Regions from separate parts of the Mus musculus genome. Here all the other regions are linked to region 5. The links are chromatin loops, found by intact Hi-C in ENCODE. Cell type or tissue: heart. All regions are shown on one strand. Region 1 overlaps Gm33655 (a long non-coding RNA gene). Region 2 holds the start of Trabd2b (TraB domain containing 2B). Region 3 holds the start of Tal1 (T cell acute lymphocytic leukemia 1). Region 4 overlaps Gm33655 (a long non-coding RNA gene). Region 5 holds the start of Foxd2 (forkhead box D2). Region 6 holds the start of Cmpk1 (cytidine monophosphate (UMP-CMP) kinase 1).

The links. Peaks named below come from ENCODE experiments on the same cell type or tissue, not always from the same donor. Only the 100,000 strongest peaks of a DNase experiment are listed, where the experiment ranks them.
Region 1: it touches region 5 in a loop (2.2-fold over the local background); 8 of 42 quality-filtered maps call a loop at or near these places.
Region 2: a loop joins it to region 5, with 2.3 times the contacts of the local background. A loop is called at or near these places in 3 of 42 quality-filtered maps.
Region 3: it touches region 5 in a loop (6-fold over the local background); 17 of 42 quality-filtered maps call a loop at or near these places.
Region 4: it touches region 5 in a loop (4-fold over the local background); 32 of 42 quality-filtered maps call a loop at or near these places.
Region 6: a loop joins it to region 5, with 2.5 times the contacts of the local background. A loop is called at or near these places in 5 of 42 quality-filtered maps.

Annotation. Positions count from the first base shown.
Region 1 is chr4:114,646,006-114,650,005 of GRCm38, reverse strand. The region is part of intron 1 of Gm33655 (a long non-coding RNA gene); the gene reads left to right. Among named protein-coding and RNA genes, the nearest start is that of Gm12829, 32 kb to the left of the region's middle. In heart, a CTCF peak has its summit at 2,123 (motif pointing left); no DNase peak of the experiment used is centred here; H3K4me3 peaks cover 469 bases; H3K27ac peaks cover 607 bases; H3K27me3 peaks cover 3,716 bases.
Region 2 is chr4:114,403,354-114,407,353 of GRCm38, reverse strand. Trabd2b (TraB domain containing 2B) reads right to left here and starts at 630. Exons shown (of 7, transcript NM_001085549.1): 1 at 435-630. The coding sequence starts at 536. In heart, a CTCF peak has its summit at 1,528 (motif pointing right); DNase peaks (open chromatin) are centred at 373, 603 and 1,503; H3K4me3 peaks cover 1,653 bases; H3K27ac peaks cover 1,573 bases; H3K27me3 peaks cover 2,729 bases.
Region 3 is chr4:115,055,249-115,059,248 of GRCm38, reverse strand. Tal1 (T cell acute lymphocytic leukemia 1) reads right to left here and starts at 1,438. Exons shown (of 5, transcript NM_001287388.1): 1 at 1,378-1,438. Gm52674 (a long non-coding RNA gene) reads left to right here and starts at 3,668. Exons shown (of 3, transcript XR_003955097.1): 1 at 3,668-4,000. Gm33786 (a long non-coding RNA gene) reads left to right here. Exons shown (of 2, transcript XR_376559.3): 1 at 1-1,192; 2 at 1,340-1,627. In heart, no CTCF peak of the experiment used is centred here; DNase peaks (open chromatin) are centred at 1,288, 1,728, 2,268, 2,738 and 1 weaker place; H3K4me3 peaks cover 3,135 bases; H3K27ac peaks cover 3,941 bases; H3K27me3 peaks cover 2,094 bases.
Region 4 is chr4:114,664,004-114,668,003 of GRCm38, reverse strand. The region is part of intron 1 of Gm33655 (a long non-coding RNA gene); the gene reads left to right. Among named protein-coding and RNA genes, the nearest start is that of Gm12829, 14 kb to the left of the region's middle. In heart, no CTCF peak of the experiment used is centred here; DNase peaks (open chromatin) are centred at 2,143 and 3,793; H3K4me3 peaks cover 1,472 bases; H3K27ac peaks cover 561 bases; H3K27me3 peaks cover 3,786 bases.
Region 5 is chr4:114,906,552-114,910,551 of GRCm38, reverse strand. Foxd2 (forkhead box D2) reads left to right here and starts at 1,654. Exons shown (of 1, transcript NM_008593.3): 1 at 1,654-4,000. The coding sequence starts at 1,731. The coding sequence ends at 3,209. It overlaps Foxd2os (forkhead box D2, opposite strand), which reads right to left and starts at 1,295. Exons shown (of 4, transcript NR_030721.2): 1 at 894-1,295. In heart, CTCF peaks have their summits at 282 and 1,526 (motif pointing right); DNase peaks (open chromatin) are centred at 1,351, 1,451 and 1,941; H3K4me3 peaks cover 3,615 bases; H3K27ac peaks cover 2,344 bases; H3K27me3 peaks cover 3,914 bases.
Region 6 is chr4:114,985,479-114,989,478 of GRCm38, reverse strand. Cmpk1 (cytidine monophosphate (UMP-CMP) kinase 1) reads left to right here and starts at 2,251. Exons shown (of 6, transcript NM_025647.3): 1 at 2,251-2,513. The coding sequence starts at 2,346. In heart, no CTCF peak of the experiment used is centred here; DNase peaks (open chromatin) are centred at 2,428 and 2,598; H3K4me3 peaks cover 2,537 bases; H3K27ac peaks cover 2,195 bases.

The DNA.
Region 1 (4,000 bases), 260 kb after region 5:
AAGGCACTCAGCTTCTAGTGGGGAGACTGGCTGGGGAATCTTTCCTATCTCTATCACATTCCGATGACTGCCTTCTAGAACACAGCCTCCTGCAGCTTGCCAAGAAGCTGGCACTTCACATTGCCTGTTGCCCAAGGTCGCAGCCTCAGGCCAGCAAGGTGCAAGGAAGGGACCTGGTACAAGCAGCACGGTTTGAACCCCACTCCCTTCACTGGTCGGCTTTCATTGTTTTGCCAACTCGTTCCCTTCTCCGAGTCTCCATTTCCTCATTTGCACAAAGTGGAGAGAAGAGTAAATATGAGAATTAATGTGACAGCTTCGAAACACTGGCACTTTGGGGGCACTCATTAAATATGCAAAGTGGCAACTGTGCTCAATCTGAGGTGGAGCTGACAGATGAAACTGCCAGGAAACCTGGCTCTGAGCTGTCGATTTGTGGCACAAAGCTGCCTAGGTTACAGAGAGACGCTCAACAGGGCCCAGGGGATACTTTCCAGCCTGGAGCTGCTGCAGAACCAGACTCATCATTTCTGAACAGCCATACCCTTTCACACGCAGCCTCCAGTTACTCCCACAGCCCAGGCACTCACAACTACACGTGTGAACACGTCCCTGTCGGGCTAGGGTAGGGTCGTCAGGTTCTAAGGAATGAGATCTAGGCTGGATAGAGAGGGGTGGCAGTCAGAAAAGTAGCATCCAGGCCTCTTGGTTCCCAGACAGGCTAGCTCCAGAGTTCCAGGCAGCCCCTCTAGATGATCAGGACCAGGCTGGAGGGACACACGGACGGACACACACACACACACACACACACACACACACACCGCAGACCATACATTCCAACAGGTGCACAGAAGCCAAGGTACAGGCCCAGTACACACCAAACAATCAGACAAGTACCACAAGAGCCCAGCAAGTGACCCACAGGGAGCCAGACCAGGGTGCTCACATTTCTAAAGCATGCCTGCTCAGCCTTCCCTGTCTGTGTCTGCAGCGACAAGCTCCATTCTCTCTGCATCCTCCCCACCAAGCCGCTTGAGCTTAACCTGGGCATGTGGGCCGCCGCCGGTCCTGGGGCCATTATGCGGCCGCATGGCCTGCCTCGCAGGGGCGCAGAGCAAACTTAACCTTCATTTGGGAGCGCCCAGCGGCCAGAGCGCGCGGCGCAGCCATCGATCGCTGCTAATGGCCTCGTCTAAATGCGGAGCCGTTGCCTCCGCCCCCGGGTCAGGGCGCCCCCGCCCTAGCCCTGAGCTCGGTGCAAAATGGTGTTTACAAAAGTCAATATTGGCCACAGTGCTGCCCAGGCATGGAAGAGCCCCGCTGGGTGCCCCAGCACAAGGCCCTCTCCTGCTGTCCCAACTGACCCTAGTCCTGAATAGTCACCTGAAGGCCAGACATCCAACAGGCCTTGGCCAAGGTCGCAGAAGACTATCAATTGCCCGCATCCTTTCTGTTTAGTACTGTACCTAGGTATGTCTTGACTTCAGGCCCCAGCTCTTTAATGGGTCAGATCCTTTCTCTGCAAGGTCCCAGAGTGTCATTTTAAAATCCGTTTCCCAAGAATAGTTGAAGGATGGTCTTAGAGATATAATAGCCAGGAACTCCTAAAACAGACTCTCACTCTTCCTTACCTGGTTTCCTTCAGCTGGGCTAGCCTCTGCTCGGCTCAGCTTATCTAGGACAAAGCACCGTCTCTGGAAGGTTCACACCTGAATCTTGGTCTCTGCACTGAATGGCCTGGGTGTGACACTCGAACTTTTCTAAGCTCAGCATCACATGGAGGTGGGGGTCAGACACTAGGTAGCTGGACAATGGATCACCTGCTGGGGAAGCCTTCAACATGCTGACCCCAAAGCCTAGGCCAGGCCTCAGCCTGGAGCCCAGTGTTAAAACTGCACACATAGAGATCACACACCATTTAGGGTCTCCTTTTATTTTGCATTGCTAGTTTCGAGTTTTCAGGAAAACATAATAATTGCAACAGTTTCTCCCTATGCCTCTGATCTCTGGTCCCCTAAGAGGAAAGAATTAAAAGAGCAGGAGGAGGGGAGAAGGACTGGCCCCAGTGCTGTTCCTGGATCCCGCAGGGCTGGCAGACCAGCAACCAGAGCCTGCCCTCTGGTGGCCATGGCTATGCTGACAGCCCTGCTCCTGGATTTTTGGGCTTGCAGAACACATTTCAGGCACACTCCTATGTGGCAGCATATTTTAGATGGTCTTTTATTTGAGACATTATATTCGTTGAGTGTTTGAACACTAACAACCTCATTCAACTTCAGAGAGATTTCTCCGTGTCAGTCATAACAGCAGCCCCTGTGTGAGCTGTTTCTTCTCTTTCTCTCCAACACCTCATCCCACTGTGCTGATCTTTATTTTCATTATATACTGTGATTTTTCCTAAGTCACATTCTAATGAGCACTGGGTGGAAACTTGAATCCAGGCCTCCACGCTCTAGGTCTGTGCCTGCAACCATTGCACCCTTTCTACTCTAGAATCCGGAGATGGTTCAGACAGTGTGACTTGAGCAGCCTAGATTAGTCATGTCTGGAGAATCAACGTTTTAGAATCAGTGAACCCTGAGAAGAAGGTATTTTAGATGTGAGGACTCAGGAATCATAGAGAAGGGCTTGCTGCGGGGATGGTGCAGAGGGTGGTTCCTGGTTTTGCCATTTGAAGACAGACAGTATAAGGCCTGGCTAGGTGGTGCTACAGGGTGGGAAACTCAGGACAGCCTCCGGTCTCCTGACCTGCGGTTCTTTCCATGTGTGTTTCTCAATCAAAGCTTCTCCAATCACGCTCTTTTTACAGCCATCGCAATAAAGCTGTGGACTTTTGTTCCAGAACAGCACATAAAATATCCCATTATTTGCTTCCTAGCCTGAGCTTCTGTTTTACGTTTTGAGTCTAAAGTGTAAGCCTCATAAAAGGTAATCATCTAAGGCCTGTTCAAAGAGAAGCCATAAATTGCCCATTTAGCCCAATCAGCCTTTATTGTGCTCCTATGGGTACCCGAGGAGGACAACCTGGGTCCCGGGGAGAGGAAGGGGGAGCAGAAACCCCAGCTCCAGTTTCCGAGCTTCTTAACTCTCTTTAAGGGAAGAGTGCCAAGGTGTAGAGTTGATCCAAGGGACAGAAATGACATAGGAAACATCACCACTGTGCCATCCGTGTTTAGCTGCAGAGTGGGGGTGGGGGAGGGGGAGGCCAGTGGGAGCTGGGAAAGAATGAAAGCAAAGAAGGCAGGATTTGCTGTTATTATTATTGCTATTAATTGCTCAGTAATGACTATGCCCTAGGCCCTGTGCTAGGTATGGGAAGTATCTTATTGTACAGCATTCTTGCCGTGCCTTTTGGTGGGCAAACATAAGCTCAGGGAGGCAAGATGTTTACCCAAGTTCATGTAGTCAGCAATCCCAGAACTGTGATCAGACGGAGTTTTACTTGATGTGGAAGTGTTTAACAAATGTTTCCTGCCACACCGCTTTGGGGGTTGGTCTTAAATGATTGGAGTGACTTACAAATGTAGGCCACAGGGTGTCTGCAATATGCAGGGCTGGAGGGCAGCAGACAAAAAGGCTCTGGTGGTTCATGCATGCTCACCCTGTTAACTCTAACATGGGGAACCTATGTGCCTCCAAATTGACCCTGCCCAGGTCTTCTCCTGCACCCAGTGACCCAGAATTCAGCTCTGTGTTTAGGCTGTGTAGGGATGGGACTGGGATACCCTAGCCAAGTCAAGCTTCCTGGGATATGCCCTTTCCAAATTTGCTGATTGGAGGGTTCTTCTGGCTGACTCCCATCTTGCCCACCAACACCCTAATTTCTCCAAGATCTAGAGAAGTATGTGAGAGTCCATGGAGGGGCTTTGTTCTTTCTTCAGAGAGGGGGCTACAGAGGGGAAGAACTTTGTTACCCATGATCCCACAGGGTCTAAATTAAACTTGGCATACAACGATGGGGGCTCTGCCTCTGAAACTATTCCTGGGTTCACTCTGTCCC
Region 2 (4,000 bases), 500 kb after region 5:
TTAGGTCAGAAAAAGGGTCAAGGAGAGGGAGGGATGCCTGGCCTGGGGCACTGTGTGAATGAAACAGCAAAAGGGTTGGAAGTCAGGGTGTAGAAAAGGGTACTAGGTGTTGGGAAGATGAAGTCAGAAGAAGGCAACCAAAGGGTAAAGGTAGGATAAAAGACAGGAGAGTTAGAAGCGGACACAGAGAGGGGATCCATCCAACCAAGACCAAAAGTCTAGGGGAAACTGTCCGCGAGTGGAGAAGGAACCATCTGGGCTGGGCTCAGACTTGGAGTCCGGGAGGACAGATGCTAGGGAAGGGAGCCCAGGCTGTGCCCAGAGGGCGGAGGTGGAGCGAGTGGGCTGAATGGAGAAGGCTGGTCCCAAACCCTGGCCCCTCAGGCTGGAGTGTCCAGGCAGGCGGGAGAGTGGCAGGGCTGGTGCTCGCTCACCGATCCAGGCGGCCGGCACTGTCCTCCGTCGGGGGGTTGCGGACGGGCGCGGGCGGTGGCAAGGAGGGCGGCTAGCAGCGGCCCCGCCAGGGCGGCGTGCATCCTGCCGGGGCCCGCGGGACGCGGGGGTCCCTCTTGGGCAGCGCCCCCTCAGCAGGGCGGGGAGCCCCCAGCTGGGCACCGAGGATCTTCTGGAGCACAGGGCTCCAGGCGCGAGATGCTGGGAGCCCGCTGGGGCGTGGCTGGATGTCCCTGTCGGACCTGGGGGTCTCTCTGGGGCGGGGCTCCGGTCTGTTGGAAGAGGGGGATCCTCTGGGGCGGGGCCCCTCACCAGGGCGCGCAGCCGGGTTGGCCGAGCCCCGGAATTCTGAGAGCGCGCAGGGGTCCTAGAGCGCGTGGGGGTCCCGGAGCCGCGTCAGGGTCCAGGGGTACGCGGGGCTCCTGGGGCAGTCCTGAGATTCCAGGGTGAGCGGGGGAACTCGGGTTATGCTGGGCACCCGGGGCGCGCAAGGGTCCCAGGGGTGCGCGGCGCTCCAGGGGGCGCGCAGTGGGACAAGTGCGGCAGAGGGCGCGGCGGGGCGGGGGTCTGCTCTGAGGTGCCGGGCTGCCCCCGAGCCCGGCTCAGAGGGGCGGCGGGCGGCCGCGCGGCCGCTGCCCGGGCTCCGCCATGCTGCTCCGCGGCCGGGAGGGAGGGAGAGAGGAGGGCGGGAGAGCGGCGCGGAGCCGGGCCGGGCGGGGGGCTGGGGCCGCCGGGCGGGGGAGGGGAGGACCCGGCGCGGGAGGCGGGGGGCCGGGGCCGCGGCGGGCCGGGCCGGGCCGGGCCGCAGGGAGTCGGAGCGAGCTCGGCGCCCGGGCGCGGCGAGGCGGGGTCTGCCGGGCATGGCAGGCGCTCGCTGGCTCCGCGCTCGCTCTCTCGCTCGTTCCCTCGCACGCGCGCGGAGGGAGGCGAAGCCCGCAGCAGCCACTTCCCAACTTTCCAAACTTCCCAGCGCAACTTTTTCCTCTCCTCCCCTGCCTGCGCCTCCTCCCTCCTCCCTCTCCTTTCCTCTCCTCTCTCCAGCTCTGCGCCGGGATGTAGCTCCTGAGCGCTACCGCCAGAGGGCGTCTGGCTCAGTGGACCTTGGGTTAAGGTGGAAGTCCAATGGTCAGGCTGAGACAAATTTGGGAACATGGGCCAGTTTCTCAGAGCACATCTGCGAGGCCTGGCGAGAGTAAGCAGTTAACAGGACAGGATTTGTGTAGGCACTTCGAGGTATATCGGAGAATGAGATGGTCACTGGAGATCCAGAAAACGTGGTATTTGCTTACAACGTTTTGTCATGCTGCTGTGCCTAACACCACCACATGTGTTCCTAGGCACTCTGCAAAGACCCACTACATTAAATTAAAACATGTCTAAAGAACATAAAACAATTAGAATTCCTTGGAAGCTCCATTCAGTCAGTCATTCTCCTGTCTGTTTCTCTGGGTGTACACACACACACACACACACACACACACACACACCGCTGTTGTTAAACAAGATTTGCTAAGACTCTATCCTGATATTGGAGGTTAAAGATAAATTGTGTGATATTATCAGAAGTCTATAGCTGACAGACATGATGAGATATGCAAGTAGACAATTAAAATACAATCATAGCAGAAGACCAAGAAAAGGCAGGCAGAGGAAGGGTTCCTGAGGCAGGCTCAATGGACCTCAGGCTAAGAGGTGGAAGTCAGGCTGAGACAAATTTGGGGATATGGGTGAGTTTCTCAGAGCAGATCTGCGAGGCCTAGTGAGCATAAGCAGTCAGCAGGACAGGCTATGGGTAGGCACTTTGAGGTATATCAGAGGTGCCCTGGAGTCAGGGCAAAGCCCTAGGAGATGATCTTTAAGATCTTTAAATCAGCAGTAGCTAATAGAAGGGAGTGAAGTGGCCGGGTGTGGTGGCGCATGCCTTTAATCCCAGCAGCACTCAGGAGGCAGAGGGCAGCCTGGTCTACAAAGTGAGTTCCAGGACAGCCAGGGCTATACAGTGAAACCCTGTCTTGAAAAAAGAAGAAGAAGAAGAAGAAGAAGAAGAAGAAGAAGAAGAAGAAGGAGGAGGAGGAGGAGGAGGAGGAGGAGGAGGAGGAGGAGGAGGAGGAGGGAGTGAAGCAGATGGATCACCTGCTGCCAAGGTATAAAAGTGGGATAAAAGGGCCTTCAAGGGACTGCCTACAGAAAGCAGATGGCCAGAACCTGTGTCATCATGCCAGGCCTGAGAGCATGCCTTTGTATGTATACAGTCATGGGAAGATACTCCAAGATTCAAATTTGCAAGTGGCTAGGTTATATCTTTACTTACAGGGCTCATGATTGAGGGAACAAAGTAGAGGCAGAGTGGCCAGTGGAAGCCAAGGCCTGATCCTAGGCCTTTTGGCTCCCAGCTAAGGGCCCTCCTCCCCTCTCTCCACTCCTGCCTCGGTTGCACATGGAACCACTAGAGAAAGGAAGGCTCAAAGTGTGAGTGAAGCAGAATGACTTGCCTCTCCGAGCCTAGAATGCGAGCAACTAAGAACTGGACTAAAAGTGAAGGATGTAAGCACCAGAGGTGGCTGTGAAATTTCCACTTTTTTCTTTGCAATTGCCTACAGTTCAAACTGCTAGATATCAGGAGCAACTTGTTCTGCTCAGCCTCTTATCCCACATACCTGCTTGGTGACAGATGCTAAGCAAACCAGAGTGCCCAGAAAACAGGACACCAGGGCATAATGTAGTAGCTCTGTCTCTCACACACAGAGTTCTGAGATCTGCAGTCATAACAAAGAGAGGTTCTTGAGAGATACTGCCCTGACTCAGCCCCTTTCCCCCTAAAGCCACCCATCTGCTTCGAAAGAGCAGTGAGTTGGTTAGAGTGAGAGTCTGCTTCCACAGAGAGATAGGAACATGGTCTTCACTGGGGAATTAGAAGATGGCAGATAGGGAGTACAAAACCGACCAGATCAAACTTAAAGTGATGGTATGTGTGACTATGAGTTAGTAGTTTTTCATACCTTCCCCCTGTATTTCAAATAAAAGTTCTCTCAGATCGTGTCTTTTCCCCTAAAATGATAAAGGTTTTGGCGGCTAATTGTCAGAGGTAACTGCTGTAACTTCCTCCTTTACTATGTCATGTAGGGCAGTCAGCAAGCGTAGACCACAGCCTCTTGGAGTCTGTTTTTCTCCAGACCTCTTCCTGGCTTCACTGTTTTTCAGTGACTCGATGTGTGTGATACTGCCTTAGGCACTGACACTGTTAATGAGACCTGAGAGCAAATAAATGTGTCAATCCAAGGGAAATGAAAGCATACATCAACACAAATCTCTATGCATTCATGTGTTCTTCACAATAGCCAGAGTGTAGAAACAACCCAACTAACTGTCCATCAGCTAGAGAGTGAGTGAGTGGGAAGCCAACCATGGTGTGTCAACACATCAGACTATACACTTGGAGGACATACATTTTTTTAAAAGAGTCATATTCAAGATAAAATATTATTTGACTTCAAAAAGCACTGCAGTGAGCATATGTACAGAGGCAAAAAGCAGGGTAGTGATCACT
Region 3 (4,000 bases), 150 kb before region 5:
AGGCTGCCCAGAACGTGTTCGAACCCTCTAACGGATCTGTCTAATTCAGTATGGCCGAATTTGTTTTCTAAGCATGGACGTCTCTATGCGGGTTGCCCCCACAACCTTAGCCCAGGCTTAGCCAGAGCAGGAAGATGTAATTCTCTATTTGACGAGGGTGGAGAGAACGGGATGGAAAAACAAAAACAAAAACAAAAACAACAACAACAACAACAACAAAAACCCAAGAGTTTTCAGGCCCTGGCTGCTGGGTCAGAACCTGGGAGCCCTGGTCCCATACTCCTCATGACCCCATCTTTCAAGTTCCTGCCCAGGACAAGGCAGAACCTGTTTCCAAAGATCCTATTTCCCTTGCAGGGATGAAAGGGAGAGAGAGAGAGCTCTATCTGTTTTAGCTGGGTCCCTTGTTTTCTTTCTAATGGATGCAGAGATATAAAGGAAGGTATTTCACCATTTCTTCCACCACCTTTGCAAAAGATTTTCGACTTTCGGGGTTTTGACTGGCAGTAGATGAGAGTTAACTCTTACACCTCTTATACTGTTTCGCAGCGATAAACAAAGCAAAAGGAAAGACGGGCCAAAGCAGACCGACGCCACTTCCAAGAGCGGTAGCTGGATTTCGTTTGCTTTTATTTTTCGCCTCCTTTTTTTTTTTTAATTGTTTTGCCTGAGATGTCCACCGCCCAATGGCACATCGAAGTCTTGGGTTAATTGCGAAGGCTTCCTTCTCTCCGCTGCGGCTTTGGCGGAAGCTCAGAACTGCCTCCTCCCTGGCTTTCAATTCAGTGCGGGAGGTTTTCTTTCTCCTTGCTAATCCAGAGAAGGAGGGAAGAGGAGGGGAGACGCGGGGAATACACTCGTTCCCGTTGTTACTTGAGGCTAATGTTTGTTTTATGGAGTGACTCTTTATTCTGACTACCTCTTCATTTTCTTTCCCTACCCCAAACCTGGCAAGTTAGGGGAAAAAAAAAAAAAGCAGCTAGGGAGGGGCCTAAGACAGGACAGGACTGCTTTGTTCTCCCTCCAAAGAAGCTAAAGGGTAGAACTGGTGAGCTTTTTGTTCGATTGTTTTAATTAAAAGCGGATATTAAGGGTGATGGTGATGATGACGAAGGTATTAACAATCGCAGTAAAAGGGGAAAACGCGATCCTTCTTGTCCAGCTAAGGTGGCCCTGAAGCGGTCCTTCCAACGTAAGTGGACTCCAAGGGCAGCTAACCTGCTAGGGGGTCTGACTGGACCGGGATGGGAAAGGGACTGAGAAAATGTCCCCCGGGACGATCCCGAGGACCCCCACCCCTGGCACCAGACCTGGAAAATGTGCCCATTGTCTTTCCCAGCCTCTCCCAACCACCGCGGACGCACCCGCGAAACTGACCAGAAATAGGCGAAACCCAGGGGCAGCGCGAATCCAGGCCTGGCGCTGCGGGCGGGAAGACGCTGGCCTCAGCGAGCGCGGCTCATCTTCCAGATTAGAAGATTCCCCCCGCACACACCAGGGGACCCCCGCAACACCAAGGCACAGACAGCCTCCGGACAGAGCTGCCGCCCACTGGGCTCTGTCCGCCCATCCGAGCCAACACTGGCTCCCGAATACATCATAATTTGGAATAAAATGTGAAATCCCACTCCCCGCCCCCATGCTGACGCCCCCACCAGCGCCTCGATCTCTCGCTCGCCCTCCCCCCACTCCCGCCCCCAGCGATTTGCAAACGCACCTCTAAAGGACACAGGCACACAGGCATAGGACTCTTGTTGGACAGGACCACACATGGTCCAGGCCCAGAGGAGGGAAGCAGATGAACACGAGCTAGCTCTGTCCCACAAGCCGGTGTAGGCAGACCGGCATACTGTCCAACATGACACAGCGACATCAGTCACACGCAAACGCTCACAGACACACAACCTCACAGGGTGAGGATCACACCCGCCCGACATAACGAAACCAGCCTAACACTTTGTCCAAGGCCACACACTGCGATACACCAGACCGACCTTGTGGAGAAAAGAAACAGGGCAATTTACATACAACGAATAAAACGCAGAGAGGTCGGAATCTCCACACCCAGACAGCGCAGGGTTTCACACTCCCGCACACGACCTATCGCCAAAAGCCCACGCGGGGAGTAGCCACCGCAGCCTGCCGCTCACGCAAGCACTCTCAACCCGGCCGCCCGCACACACCGCCCAGAAGCAATGGAAGCCGCCAGCGCCTTGCGCTTTTCTGTCTATTGCGCAAGGGGAAAAGGGGAAGGAAGGAAGAGAGTCTCCCCGGCGGGAGGGGCAGCGGAGGGGCGTCGTGGAAAGTGCCCCCCGGGAAGAGACGGGGGAGAGGGAGCCGAGGCTGGAGTGCGCATGGGGAAAGACGGAGGAAACGGACGGGCAATTCCACGGGAGGCGACTGTCTCCCGGCCCTGGGAAGAAGGCCGGGACGCTCACGTTTTGCGCCTTGGGGGTGTGCGTGGCCATGTTGGGCAGCCCCCGCCCGCGCCTCGCCGCGCGCTCTAATCCCGCTCCCGCCCGCGGCCTCGTTAGCGCCGGCCGTGTGCGCCGCCGAGATAAGGAGCCGCCTCGGGCCCGCCCGCCCCCGATAAGCGCCTCGGCCATTATGGGCCAAATGATTCATTTTAATTTGGCAATTTCTCCGGAGGGAGCGGGGACGGGTTGCGGCGCTGGGATGGCCCAGGAATGCGCAGAGGAGAGGGCTGAGCGCTCACGTTGGGACCCGGCGGGTTCCGCCCGTTCCCCACCCCTGGCCCCTCGGGATTCCCGCTCCCTACAAACAACCCGACTCGGATCTCCGCCTCCCAGATGCTCGTTCAGCGGCTTTGGCCGTTGTCTAGCCTCTTAAGACCACCGTGTCTCCCGACCCATTCCCAACCAACCCTCCCTTCTTCATTCTTTCTCCTGTCTTCTCCAAAGCCAGAGTGTCTGTTTCTCCTTTTTCCGTATCTCAACACCCAGTTCCTCGCTGACCCTCATCAGCACAGGCCCCTGACCGCTCTAAAACTGGAATTGCTCAAAGATAAAAGACTCTATAGGGGGACAGAACAGATATCAATAGAGAGATGAAAATGCCCCTTAAGCTTGGTTTCAGGATGAAAGCAGAACACCCCCCCACCCATCCCCAAGCCCCCATGTTCCTTAACACACTCTTTAATCTTAGTACATTGTTTCTTTGCACTATACAGTTTGATTTTCCTTAAATATCCCTAAGGACTGGAGTTTGAGGGCTTGCCAATCTTGTGCAAGGCCAAGGACTCAATTCTCAGCACTGCAAAAATAAAAATAAGCAGGTGTATAAATGAGAAAATTCTAAATTAGCTCTTTTCTTTCTCTTTTTGGTTTTTGTTGTTTTGTTTGAGATAGGGTTTGTCTGTGTAGCCTTGGCTGTCCTGGAACTCTTTCTGTAGACCAGGCTGTCTTCGAACTTAGGGATCCACCTGTCTCTGCCTCTGGAATGCTGGGATTAAAGGCATGCACCACCACACCCGGTTTCGTAATGCTTTTATTTTTTATTTTTTAAATACCATACAATTGGATATCATTAGGGCACCTTTGAATAATAGTGTGCTTTAGTGATACTTTTCCCCCTTCATCCAACTTCTCCCCATTGGTGCTTTTATTATTCCTAATTTATAGGTGAGAAAACAGTGGGGGGAGGGGGTGACAGGGCTGTGTCAATAACTCAATATTAAATTTCTAGTGAGGGACAGAAGCCTGATTTGAAAGAAGTTTGACATTGAAGCCCATAGGTACATTGTAGGAACCCAATGGGCTGAGGAGTATCTGGGTTTTTCTTTCTATGATGGTGGAAACTGGCTGTTGTAATCCAAAAGATAAGGGCAAAAATAGCAGAATTCTTGGCCAGTTTGGGCTATGTGAGTGAGACCATGGTGGACACATGGTGGTGTTTGGGAGGCAGAGGGAGGTGGACACCCACGAATTCAAAGACAGCCTGGTATAGAGAGCCAGGTCAGCCACCAGCCACGGGTTCATAG
Region 4 (4,000 bases), 240 kb after region 5:
CCTCTCCTGAGACCTTGCTGCCCCAGGTGGTTAGGGTGTGGTGCCCTGAGCCCCCTTCATCCCATGTATCTGGGATTCCAGAAATGTGGCCAACATGCTCCCCCCTTCACACCCCCCCCCCCGCCCTGAAGGGCTGCCATTTGGAATGCATTTGCAGACACATGGATTGTTTTTAAGTTAATGCTTTTTAATTCACTCTGTTTCCCAGTTGTCGTTTTTTTATTGAAAAGGCGGATTCTGCCGGTGTGTGTTCCTTGCAGGGGCTGTGTGTGTGTGTGTGTGTGTGTGTGTGTGTACACGCGCGTGCGAGTGTGTGGCGGTTGTTTGCTGCATGGCAGAGATCTGATGAGAGAGGCAATGATAGACAAAGGCTCAAGAGGACAGTGGAAAACAGAGTCAGAGCAAAACAGCAACGGAGGTGAGAGGAACACAGCAGCAACACAAATGCTCTGGAATCCAGCAAGTAAAGGCTCAGCAGGGTGGGCTCAAGAGTCCAGGGCAAGGGAAGGAGGGAACTGCAGCCAACACCCCCACCTCAACTAAGACCTTTGAGGTTGTGGTGGCTTCCCTCGGGCTATCGGGGGGTTTACGGGTCAAAGTCCTAAGGGTTGAACAGGTCTCAGATAGGGCTGGAGGGACAAGCCTCGGATCAGAGAGCAAAGGCCCAGGCCTGGTTGAGGCCAAAACTCTCCCTTCCTGCCCGCCCCCCCCCCCCCCCTGCAGTCAGACTCTCTGACTTCGAGCAGAACCTGAATCCTGCGCCCTGGCCATTGAGCGGCGCCCTTGCTTAACATCTCTACGCCTAGGCTCTGCCACCTGTAGGTGAGAAACGCTGATGGCCGGTTCCTGCGGAACAGGACAGCTTGGGAGTTCAGTGTGTGACAGACACCTTTGCTGCACAGCGCAGCTGCAGCCATAACTTCAGGGATCCTTCTGGACCTGCAATGGCTACGGGAGCCAGGTGCTGGTGCTATCCTCCTTCATAGCAGAACAACCCTGTCGCCCCTACTCCCGCCTCTACCCATCTGCACACGGCTTCCCGAACCTGTCTCAGAGGCCTCTCCAGATGCACCGCGTTGGAGACACAAAAACTGTTGTTGGCCCGCACGTGGCGGCCGCGTAGACCCTGGGGCGCACATAGCCAGGCGACTGGGCGTCAGGATCAAGGGCGGCCCTAGCCGGGTGGAGAGGGCTGACGTGAAGAGCAGCGGCTCCGGGCTGCCTGGCTCTCGCGCTGGGAGCCGGCAAGCTTTGAAAACCCTGGGCAATTAGCACTAATTACATGTGTGCAAACAGCCTTAGTTCAGGGCGCGGGCTGGGGCCCACCTGACTCGGCCATCCACCGCATTGGCCCAGCTGTTGAGCAAGGGCTCGGGGAGGGCGCAGGAGACCCCATGGGACCCCGGGTGCTGGTGCCCCCTGGACCACAGACTTGAGAGGCAGCCCAGGAATCTCCGTGTGGCGGCATGTAGACCAGCTAGAGGCTGAAAGCATATCTGAGGTCCGAACACTCCTGCTTGCTCCCTGAGCATGCTGGCCTGGTGGAGTTTGGCTGCGCATTCCGGCGCTTTGGTGGCCTCTTAAGCACCACCCAAGCGGATGACGCGGGACCAGGAAGGTAGTCTAGAGCCTGAGTCCGGAGATCAGCCCAACTATACGTGGATGAACCACTGGACTCGCAAAGGAGTTTTCCGAACCTTAGTTTGCATGCGCATAAAATGGGAACCCAAGGGGCTTCAGATAAAGTTAAAAGGGGTGGGGGGGGGGTGGAGAGGGGAAGAATAGGCTTCACTTTTTACAGTTTGTAAGGCAAGCCTGAACTGAGATCTCCGTCTGTGGACTGGGGAGCATTTGGCGGCTGTGTTGGCCGGGAGGCAAGGGAGAGATTTTATTTCCACCATTGTAGATGAAGGTCAGAGAGGTCAAACAACGCGGGAAGCAGTGTGTTGTTTGGACATCATATTTCCAGCCCAGACTCTGCCTCTCTCTCACTCTGCCATCCCTCTTGGATTCTCCAGGTTTCCAGGCACTTCTCTGAGTTTGGCGAAGCCTGGAAACTGCTGTCTGGGCACAGCTCCTGGAGCGAGAGGGAAAATGGCACGCTGGCAGGTCGGTTGAGCTGGCTCGCTACGGGGCCATGGCGCCCTCTTGCGTTCTCAGCGATAGCTGCACCAGGCTCAAGGTCGGACACTCTAGGTCTGGTCTGTCTTGGATAAGGGAGGCATCAAAAGCCTGCTGCCTGTTTGCCACATGCATTCCGGACAGCTTAAGTAGGAAGAGTAGAAGGATATACACTTAGCATGCTACAAAGCATGGCGCACACTGGGTCAGAGCATCTGGTACCACTTTGTTTTCCTATACCTCTACCTGTGATCTTGAATTTTACAGGTGTACGGTGAGGCTGATAGAGCAGGGTTGATTTCCCACTATACAAACAGAACAGCTAAGGCCCAGCTGGGCAAGCCGCTAGTGAGTAGTGGAGCCTCGAGCCGGTCTGATCAGCTGCCCCTTCTAATGTTCCCTTGGGCTAGGATTCAGACATCAAATTCTGGAATGAGTCCAGTCGGGTCTTGGTGGCAAGACCTCCGGCAAACCAGAGTTGGTAGTGGTGCCTGGGGATTGCTAGGGATGGAGCGGTTCGATGAATCTAGATAGGACTTCCTGAGAACGGACTGACATCCTGGTACTTTCCTGGAAGCAAGATGTCTTAAACAGGAAAGCGGCCCTTGCTGAGGGAACTTGCTGAGGGGAGGGGGTCGCTGGGAATTGAGGATTACACCCCAGGCCCCCCATGGCTGTCTGTAAACCAGGAACCTCAGGGCTGAGACAGCTGCTATGCGGTGAGCAGAACTGGTTAATGGTGTCTCAATGAAGCTTCAGTTAGGGCCTTAAACAAGTCTTTTGAGGCCTTGTCCTTCTTGAAGATAGGGACACATCAGCTCTAAGCCAGTAGCCACTAGGTAAACACACACACACACACACACACACACACACACACACACACACACACACACACACAGAGCTTTCACAGATGAGAGTGAGGATGCTCAGGAAATGGGGGTTGTCTTGGTGAGCCATGACAGTGAAGGATATGGTAGGTTCTTGTTCTGTGGGGGATAAGACTCAACAGGGTCAGGGTGAAGGGCTCTCAGGGACCTTTAGTGGTGACACAATGGAAAGAACTTAGGAGCTTGGGGCTGGAGCAGTGGCTCAGTGCTTACGAGCATTTGCTGCTTATAGAGAACAGAGTTTGGCTCCCAGGACCCAGGTTGAGCAGCTCACAACCATCTGTAACTCTAGATCTGGGGGAGAGGTTCTTAACCTGTCGGTCACAATCTCCTTAGGATTACATATCAGATATCCTGCATATCAGATCTTTACATCACGACTCATAACAGCTGCAAACTTACAGTTATGAAAGTAGCCACAAAAATAATCTGATGGTTGGGGGGGAGGGGGAGATCACCTGGCATGAGGAACTGTATTAAAGGGTCACAGCATTAGGAAGGGTGAGAACCATTTGGGGATCCTGTGTCCTTTTCTGGCCTCCGTGGGCATCCACACATGAATTATACAAACATGCACAAATATAATATTTTTAAAAAGCTTAAAAAATTTTAATAAGATAAAGGGCCAACCCTGCCCCCCACCTTAAGCCAGGAGTGTGGGACTGAAGAAGCCTTGTGGCTCCCTTATCTAGAGCCGCAGACTTCCCTATGAGCCTTGCCGGTACTTGCTGAGTCCCTTGCTGTAGTGGAGTCAGCAGATGAGAGAGGCAGGCTAGAGAGCTGGAAGCTCTCACATGATCCACGTGCTGCTGCCTAGGCTGGGTGCCCAGCTTTGAGAGGCAGGACTCTAACCCTCCCAAGGCGCCCTCTGAGGCTCCTCAACCCACCAGCAGCAAATTCAGAGCACACCGATAGGCTGCAGTAACTCTTATTCTGTTCAGTTTCAGAGAATGAGCTGTGTCCTTTCCTTCAACATCAGTGGATGCAGTGGA
Region 5 (4,000 bases):
TTACTTAAGCAAGGGCTAACCATCGTGTCAGGCTTGAGGTAGGTGTTTTAAATTTTATTTTAGAGGAAGAGTCAGGCAAAAAGATTAAAATTAGCCAGGTGAGACAGCTGGAAACTGGTGAAACCAAAATTGGGATCCCAGCAGTTTAAGTCCCCCGGTCCTGCTCTTAATCCTGCGGTGCACACCAGGAAAGTAGGGCCCTGAAAGGAAGTTACCTAAGGAGGGTCACAGAGCGCTGGGAGTGCACAGCAGGTATTGAGGCCCCCTATGCTGGAGCCTTGGCCACTGTGAGGCGCTGTTGAGGCAACAGCCAGCCTCTGTCCAGTTCTTACCTTCTCCCAATCCCTTCCAGCCCCAAGAGGTTGAAATGGGCTCAGTATAAACCTGAGCAACTTGTTTCTGGGTCCTAGAGGAAGAGTAGGGAAGAGGGATAAAGATGGGCAAAAGAATCTGGCTAGCAGAAAAAGCATACTGGACCAACCTTCTGTGGAGAAAGTCCCCAGATAAAAGGGCAACACTGGCCCAGGGATGAGGTTAAGTTTCTTCGGGGGGACATCTCCGTGAGAGTTCTGTTGTAAGAGTCTCTAAATCCGGAAATTAAGAGCGGGATTGTTAGACTTAGGAACAAACATCCAGGAAAACTCAGTTTCCGCAGGATATGCACGGGGGTCAAGAGAGACAATTATAAAGATTGAGATGCTGAGACAAAAAAAAAAAAAAAAAAAAAAAAATCAATCCTGCAAACCCAAGCTAAGGACCTGTGGGTGTGCGGAGAATGCGGCGAATGCGGAGACGAATCACTAAGAGGAGTGAGAGCAGACGGTCTTCCTGGGGACAGTGGCAGGGCCAGGGCCTTGGAGGGGAAAGAGAGGACCACCGCAGACATTTCTCACCTATCTGAGTAGGATCTTCCGGCGCCCGAGTTTGTTCCTCTGGATCACTCTCTTCACTTGTCCTCCAGAACTCCCTTAGCCTCCAGTAGGTCCTTGTCCGCGGCGTCGGTCTGGCCATCTCGGCTCACTGGCGATCCATCCGCGCTTCGGCCCGGGTGGCCCGGGCGCCGCCTTGGGGAGATGAGGAGAGGAGGTTTGTAGCCACTGCCACCACCAGATGCAGCTGCGCCGGCATAAGCTTTGACTTCCAGTAACTGAGCGCACTGAAGGTGGTGGTGGCTCCAGGGAGCCACGGGGTTGCGGGAGCTGCGAGGAGAAGGATGACCCGCCTCCAGCCAAGCGAGCCTAGCTCCCGCCACCGCGGCAGTTTGTTCCCGCCGGGCCCGGGAGCAGAGGACCTCTGCCCGCCCCCTTCCTTCCCCGCCCCACCCTGCCCAGAGAGCTCCGCCCCGGGCCCACAGTTCTTCCGCCTTAGGCTGCCACCAGGCGGGAGGGACTAATCTCCTGAAGCCCCACTTATGTGTCTAGGGGCCCAGAAGCCCAGATTCGACCGAGTAACGGGCTGCTTTACTGCTCTTCTCCAGTGCCTGGTTTTCTAGTCCCGGGGCAGCACCGGTTGGGTGCGCCCTGCAGGGTGAAAGTCCTAGAGTTTCAACACCAGGGGGCGCTGAGGAGCTAGGGGACATCCCCTCCCTGTCCTCCGCCCCCTCCCCGCCCGCGCGCAAAACACACTGGTCGGAGAGGCAGCACGGCGGAGCCGGAGCCGCGGGCCGAGCGGAGCCGGAGAGCGGCGGCGGAGGAGGCGGCGGAGGAGGCGGCGGCGGCGGCGGCGGCACCATGACCCTGGGCAGCTGCTGCTGCGAGATCATGTCCTCCGAGAGCTCCCCGGCCGCGCTGTCTGAGCCCGACGCAGACATAGACGTGGTGGGCGGCGGCAGCGGTGGGGGGGAGCTCACAGCCCGCTCCGGGCCCCGCGCCCCTCGGGACGTGCTCCCTCACGGCCACGAGCCTCCCCCGGAGGAAGCCGAGGCGGACGTGGCTGAGGACGAGGAAGAGTCGGGAGGTTGCTCTGACTGCGAGCCCCGCGCTCTAGCGCCCCGGGGGGCGGCGGCCGCAGCGGGAAGCCCGGGGCCCGGCGTGCAGGCAGCCCGAGGCGCAACGGGGCCGGGGCCGGGACCCGGGCCGCCGTCGGGGGGCGCGGCGACACGGAGCCCTCTGGTGAAACCACCTTATTCGTACATCGCCCTCATCACCATGGCCATCCTGCAGAGCCCCAAGAAGCGCCTGACGCTGAGCGAGATCTGCGAGTTCATCAGCGGCCGCTTCCCCTACTACCGGGAGAAGTTCCCTGCCTGGCAGAATAGCATCCGCCACAACCTCTCCCTCAACGACTGCTTCGTTAAGATCCCCCGCGAGCCGGGCAACCCGGGCAAGGGCAACTACTGGACGCTCGACCCGGAGTCGGCCGACATGTTCGACAACGGCAGTTTCCTGCGGCGCCGCAAGCGCTTCAAGCGGCAGCCTCTGCCGCCACCGCATCCACACCCGCATCCTCACCCGGAGCTGCTGTTGCGTGGCGGGGCTGCCGCGGCCGGGGACCCTGGCGCCTTCCTCTCGAGCTTCGCCGCTTACGGCGCTTACGGCTACGGCTACGGGCTGGCGCTCCCGGCCTACGGTGCACCTCCACCGGGCCCGGCCCCACACCCGCATCCGCACCCGCACGCCTTCGCCTTCGCCGCCACCGCGCCTTGCCAGCTGTCAGTTCCCCCGGGCCGCGCCGCGGCGCCTCCTCCCGGACCTCCGACGGCCTCGGTCTTCGCAAGCGCGGCCTCGGCGCCGGCCCCTGCGCCTGCCCCGGGATCTGGCCCGAGCCCCGCAGGGCTGCCTGCCTTCCTAGGCGCAGAGCTGGGTTGCGCCAAGGCTTTCTACCCCGCGTCCTTGAGTCCCCCCGCAGCTGGCACAGCGGCTAGCCTGTCCACTGCACTCCTGCGTCAGGGCCTCAAGACGGACGCCGGCGGTGGTGCGGGTGGCGGGGGCGCGGGGACAGGCCAGAGGCCTTCCTTTTCTATAGACCACATCATGGGCCACGGTGGTGGCGGGGCCGCACCCCCGGGCAGCGGCGACGGTTCTCCGGGATCGCCATTCGCCGCAGCCGCAGGTCCTGGGGGTCAAGCCCAAGTCTTGGCCATGCTGACTGCCCCGGCCCTGACTCCGGTGGCTGGCCACATCCGCCTCTCGCACCCAGGGGACTCACTCCTGTCTTCAGGGCCCTCGTTTGCCAGCAAAGTCGCGGGCCTCAGTGGCTGCCACTTTTGACCGCACCGGGCTCGGGCCAGTTAGGCCCTCACTCCTTAACCTCTCTGGGGAGCTCGGCCGGTCCCAGCGGAATTCAGGGAGTCTATTTATGAAGAGTCTCCAGACCTAGGCCGTCGCGCGTTATCGGGCACTTCAAGCTGCAAGCTCAGAATGTCACCGGCAGTTGGGACGAAGCGGGCTCCCTGGCCTCCCTGATCTACGCAATAGGTTTAAAGCGGAGACCGCTTTTCTGTTTGAGCATCAAAAAGGAGAGCAGGAACCTTCTCTGTGTCTTGCCTTTGCGCCTTTCACAGTCAGAGAATGCTTTGGCAGAGATACGCCTGTCGGTTGTTGGATCGCGCCAGAATCACCCATGGCTTGAAAAAACCCACTGCCCCATTCCTTCCTCAACTTTGAGACCCGCTCATCCAATATTATAATTTAAAGACATCTGTTATCTGCTTTGTGCTTAAGAGAAATTTTCAAAAAAAATTTTTTTGGTTCCTTTTGCTGTTCTTCAAGGAAGCTGGTTCCCTCCAAGCCTAAGGCAGGCTCTTCACAGTCGGGAAGCTAAGAGAAGTGAAACGGGGTCTCCACAATCCTTGAAGAAACCGCAGAGCCCATTTCCCCGAGGAAAATGTTTTCTCTCTGGTGTTTGGCTGTTTTTTATTTTATTTTTTATTTTAAAAAAAGCCCTCTTTGGCTTTTCCCGTGGTCCATAGGCCCAGCCATCCAGGGCTAGCGGTCCTCTTGGCCTTCTCCTCTGCCCCAGGCCCTGTGATATTTATTGTAGTTAAAGGCAATGAGAGTGG
Region 6 (4,000 bases), 79 kb before region 5:
GCATGCTCACCATGCCTAGCTCTAGAATGGCCTGTCTCATATTCCTGCCACCTCTTCCTAGTATGACTGGTTCTCCTTATTCTCATATGCTAGTGTCCTAGCAGGGGGGTTGGAACCTTCTGAGCTTGGACTGAAATTTACCATCAGGTGTTCTAGGTCATAGGTGGTCAGCAAACTAAAACCTGCAATCTTAAGAATTGAGTCCATTTGGGCTTTTTCTGTTTATTTGTTTTCCTTTCAAGATAGGGTTTCTGTGTGTAGTTCTGGATACCCTGGAACCTGCTCTGTAGATCAGAGATCCGACTGCCTCTACCTCCAGAGTGCTGGTTTTAAAGGTGTGTACCATCACCCCCAACTATCCACTCCTTCTTGATGGTCTTAGACAAGTTTTCATTTTACTTTTGTCCCAGTTTAAAGTGCAAGGATTTTTAGTAGTTTTCTAAGGCCAGAGTGACTAATTAGCAGTAAGACTTAAAGAAAGGCCTGTGTACTCTTGGTACACGCTCCATCCTCTCTGCTTTAATATCTGTACAAAAGTGGGGCAATGCCCCAGACAAGGCACTTACTTTCTGTTGGTAATACAGAGAGTCAGGACTAGTTTTGTTTCTTTCAAGTCTCAAGTGCTCTGTTTTTCCATGCACAAAAACACAAACCTGGAAGCTCCTTGCTTCTTATTGCTAAATATTCTTGGGCCTATTTTGGCTTTGAAATTTTTTTGTTTGTTTGTTTTTTGTTTTAAGCAGGGTCTCATGTAGCCCAAGCTGACTTGGAACTTGCTATGTAGTTGAAGCTGGCTGTGAAATACTTCTTTTCATACCTCCACCTACCAGCTGCTGCAAATATAATTTTGTATCGAGCTGTTTGGGTTTCATTATTGTTTTGGAGATGGGAGTCTATGTAGCTCTGGCTGGTCTGGACCTTAAAAGTGTAAACCAGATGAGGGTGGTCTTGAGTTCACAGAGTTCCATCTGCCTTTGCCTCCCAAGTGCTGGGAATACAGTCAGGCTTCAAACCTATCATCTTCCTGCTTCAGCCTTTGACTTCAGGTTTCTTATTTGGGGAGCTGGAATATTGTAGGTCCAAAGCCAAATTATCTATCTTAGCCCCCAATCAACCATTTATTGTTCACCTCTATGTGACCTAACATTCTTGTGACTATTAGGTAAGTCCATTTGTAACATACAAACAGAATCCTAGCTTCCAAACCCAAAGGCTAAGAATGTGATTGTAAGGGTCCATGACTTTTCAAAGAATGACACCCTGGATTCAAAAAGTATGTAAATACAAAGAGTGTTTTATTTTGCAGAAGTTCAGCATGCTGGGGTCTCCCATTACCAAGAAAGACCGAGAAGTGAGCTTGCAGGCCCAATTTAAAGCACACTGGGGGAGTTCTGAGGTAGGTGGGCTTTGTCTTACTCTATCTCTAGTCAAGTGCAGCAGTGAGGAGGAAGGAAGTTTAATCTGTAACTGATTGTGAACCATCCATTGAGATAACTCACTACCTTTGGATCAGCTTGTCTCATCCCTCTCGTCATCATTTGGCATCTGGGGCCAATAACAGTACCAGCTTTGCTAGAAACCATCTCTACCAAGTTATCTGAAAAAAAAATTGCCATGATTCATAGCTTTGTTCTGTTACTATAAAAAACTCCATGAAAATGCTACCACTGCCGACTCCAATTTTCAAAGGTTTGTGTTCATCCAGGCTCAGTTTTCACTCTTTTTCTTCTCTCTTCAGAGTTTTCCCTAATGGCCCGAGTCAGGGTAACAGAGCTAAGCTTAAAGTCTTTCCCTGCGGTTAGAATATAACCTAAGTGCTTTTCCATAACCGACTCAACTCTCCATTAATGACTTTCCATTCCACTTATCCAGCCCTAACCTTCTAACATGCCCTTCTCTCTTGGCGGGTCACTGCATCCAAGTCTCTGCTCTTTTCAGTCCTCAAGTCTTGGTTCCAAGGTCACCTCTTTAGAGGCCTTCTTTGCAAACCTCAAACTGTTCTCATTTTCCTTTGGTTTCCTTCCCAACAATGCCGTTGTTCCTACTGACTCCTGTGCTTGCCTCTTCGGTTAGGCCGCTTCTCTTGGGAAAGGGAAACCCGGGAGATTGAACCACTGGTCTGCCTAAACGTCAATCCAGGTTCTGAAACTGAAATGCCTTGGGTCTCCAGCCACGTTAGGAAGAACCGGAACCGCGAGCGGAAGCTGGCGCAGCGCACGGAGGCCCCGCCCCTTCCTGTCACGGCGGCCGGCAGCTGGCGGCGGGGCCCCGGCGCCCGCTCTGCCCGCCCCCTCCCTGCCGCCCCGCCCGCGCCGCCGCGCCGGCCGCTGTCAGAAGCGCGTTGTATGCTGAGCAGCTGTCGTCGGCTGCTCCCGCACGTCCTGGTCCCGAGCTGCCCGCCGCTGACCCGCACACTGCGGCTCTTCCCTCTCCACCTCATGAAGCCGTTGGTCGTGTTCGTTTTGGGCGGGCCCGGTGCGGGCAAGGGGACCCAGTGCGCGCGCATTGTCGAGGTGAGGCCGTGCGGGAGGGCGACGGAGAGCTCCCGGGCTGAGCGGAGCGGGCCGGGGCCGGAGGGAGCAGCCGCGTTGGCGGCCGCGCCCCTCGCTGTGGGGAGCGGACTACGAGTCCCGACGGCCACCGCGCGCCCGGGCCGAGGGGCGTCGAGTCTACGAGTGCTTTGTTTCCGCGCGCCCTTGCTTCCACTCCTGGGATCCGGGTCTTCTCGCTACATCTCTGGCTGTCAGTCTCCGGCTAACCGGCCTCGAGGAACCCGACCCGGATCTTGTGGTAGTTAAAGTGCCGGATTTGTGAGAGCCCAGGCGCTAACCTTTGGCCCAGCTGACAACTCACGCCCTTTTCCTTGGGCGAGTGAGTCACTCACTCTCAGTGAACCTCAGTTGTCTAAGCAAATAAAAAACTCTGCTCTCCGAGAAAGTAAAACACCACCCAACTATAAAATCCTCTTATCATTTTTTAAATAATGTTTGCTTTAGGACTGCAGAGATGGCTGAACGGGTAAGGGCGCCTACCACCACGTTCCATCCCTGAGACCCACAGAGAACCACAACCCCACTCCCGCGAGTTGTCCTATGATGTTCACTCTAGAGCTCAAGGGTTTGCCCACACAAATAACTAAATACAATTAAAGTTTTGACATAAGTTTACCAGTTCCATTCTTTTAGTATTTGAGGTCAGGGGTGGCATGTACACGGAGAGAGGCAAAGACTTTAAACTCAAGCAGGTATGGGTTCTAGCCCGTGTTAGCTGTAGTGATGGACTGTCTTGTTTTTTCTAGCCCCTATGAGCTGTAATGATGCGGTGAGGAAGGCTTAATGGACTGTCTTGGGCAGTGTTTTAAAGGAAAACAAGACAATCAGAAAGAAATGGCAGGGTTGGGGAAAAACACCCAACATTCACCTTTAAATTGAGTGCTTGATAAAAGGTTTTGACCCAGAACTTGATAATTTCTTCTTTTCCTATAAGCCGTGGCCTATATTTGCTTTGTATTTTTTTCCACGTTCATATATTCAGCTCCTGCCCTATAGTCTATTCTCTAAAGAACAACCACAGATAAATAAAGTAATGTGGTCTAAAAGTTGTGTGTTTTACAGTTATGTCTAGAATTACAGATAACTTTGGAAAATCAGTTTAATCACAAAGCACATAGAATTTTTCTCCTTATTTTTACTTCTGTTTGTTTTATCTATTAGAAAGCCAAATGACAAGTGGATGGTTTCAGTTTATAAGTAAAATGATTAAAATATAGATAGCATGGTAAAGGAGGGAGTGAGTCAAAACAGGTAAGCAGTTCAAGACCTGACCCTGCTATTGTTTTTCCTAGCCCCAGAGATTGCTATTGTTTTTCCTAGCCCCAGAGAAGTTACTTTTAGCCTAAGTTACTTTGTAAGAAGGGAGAAAATAGAAATGAAATGTCTTGTTTTGTATCTGTGACTGCTAAATGAGGTCTCACACCTGCACATAGATGCAAATGTTTAAG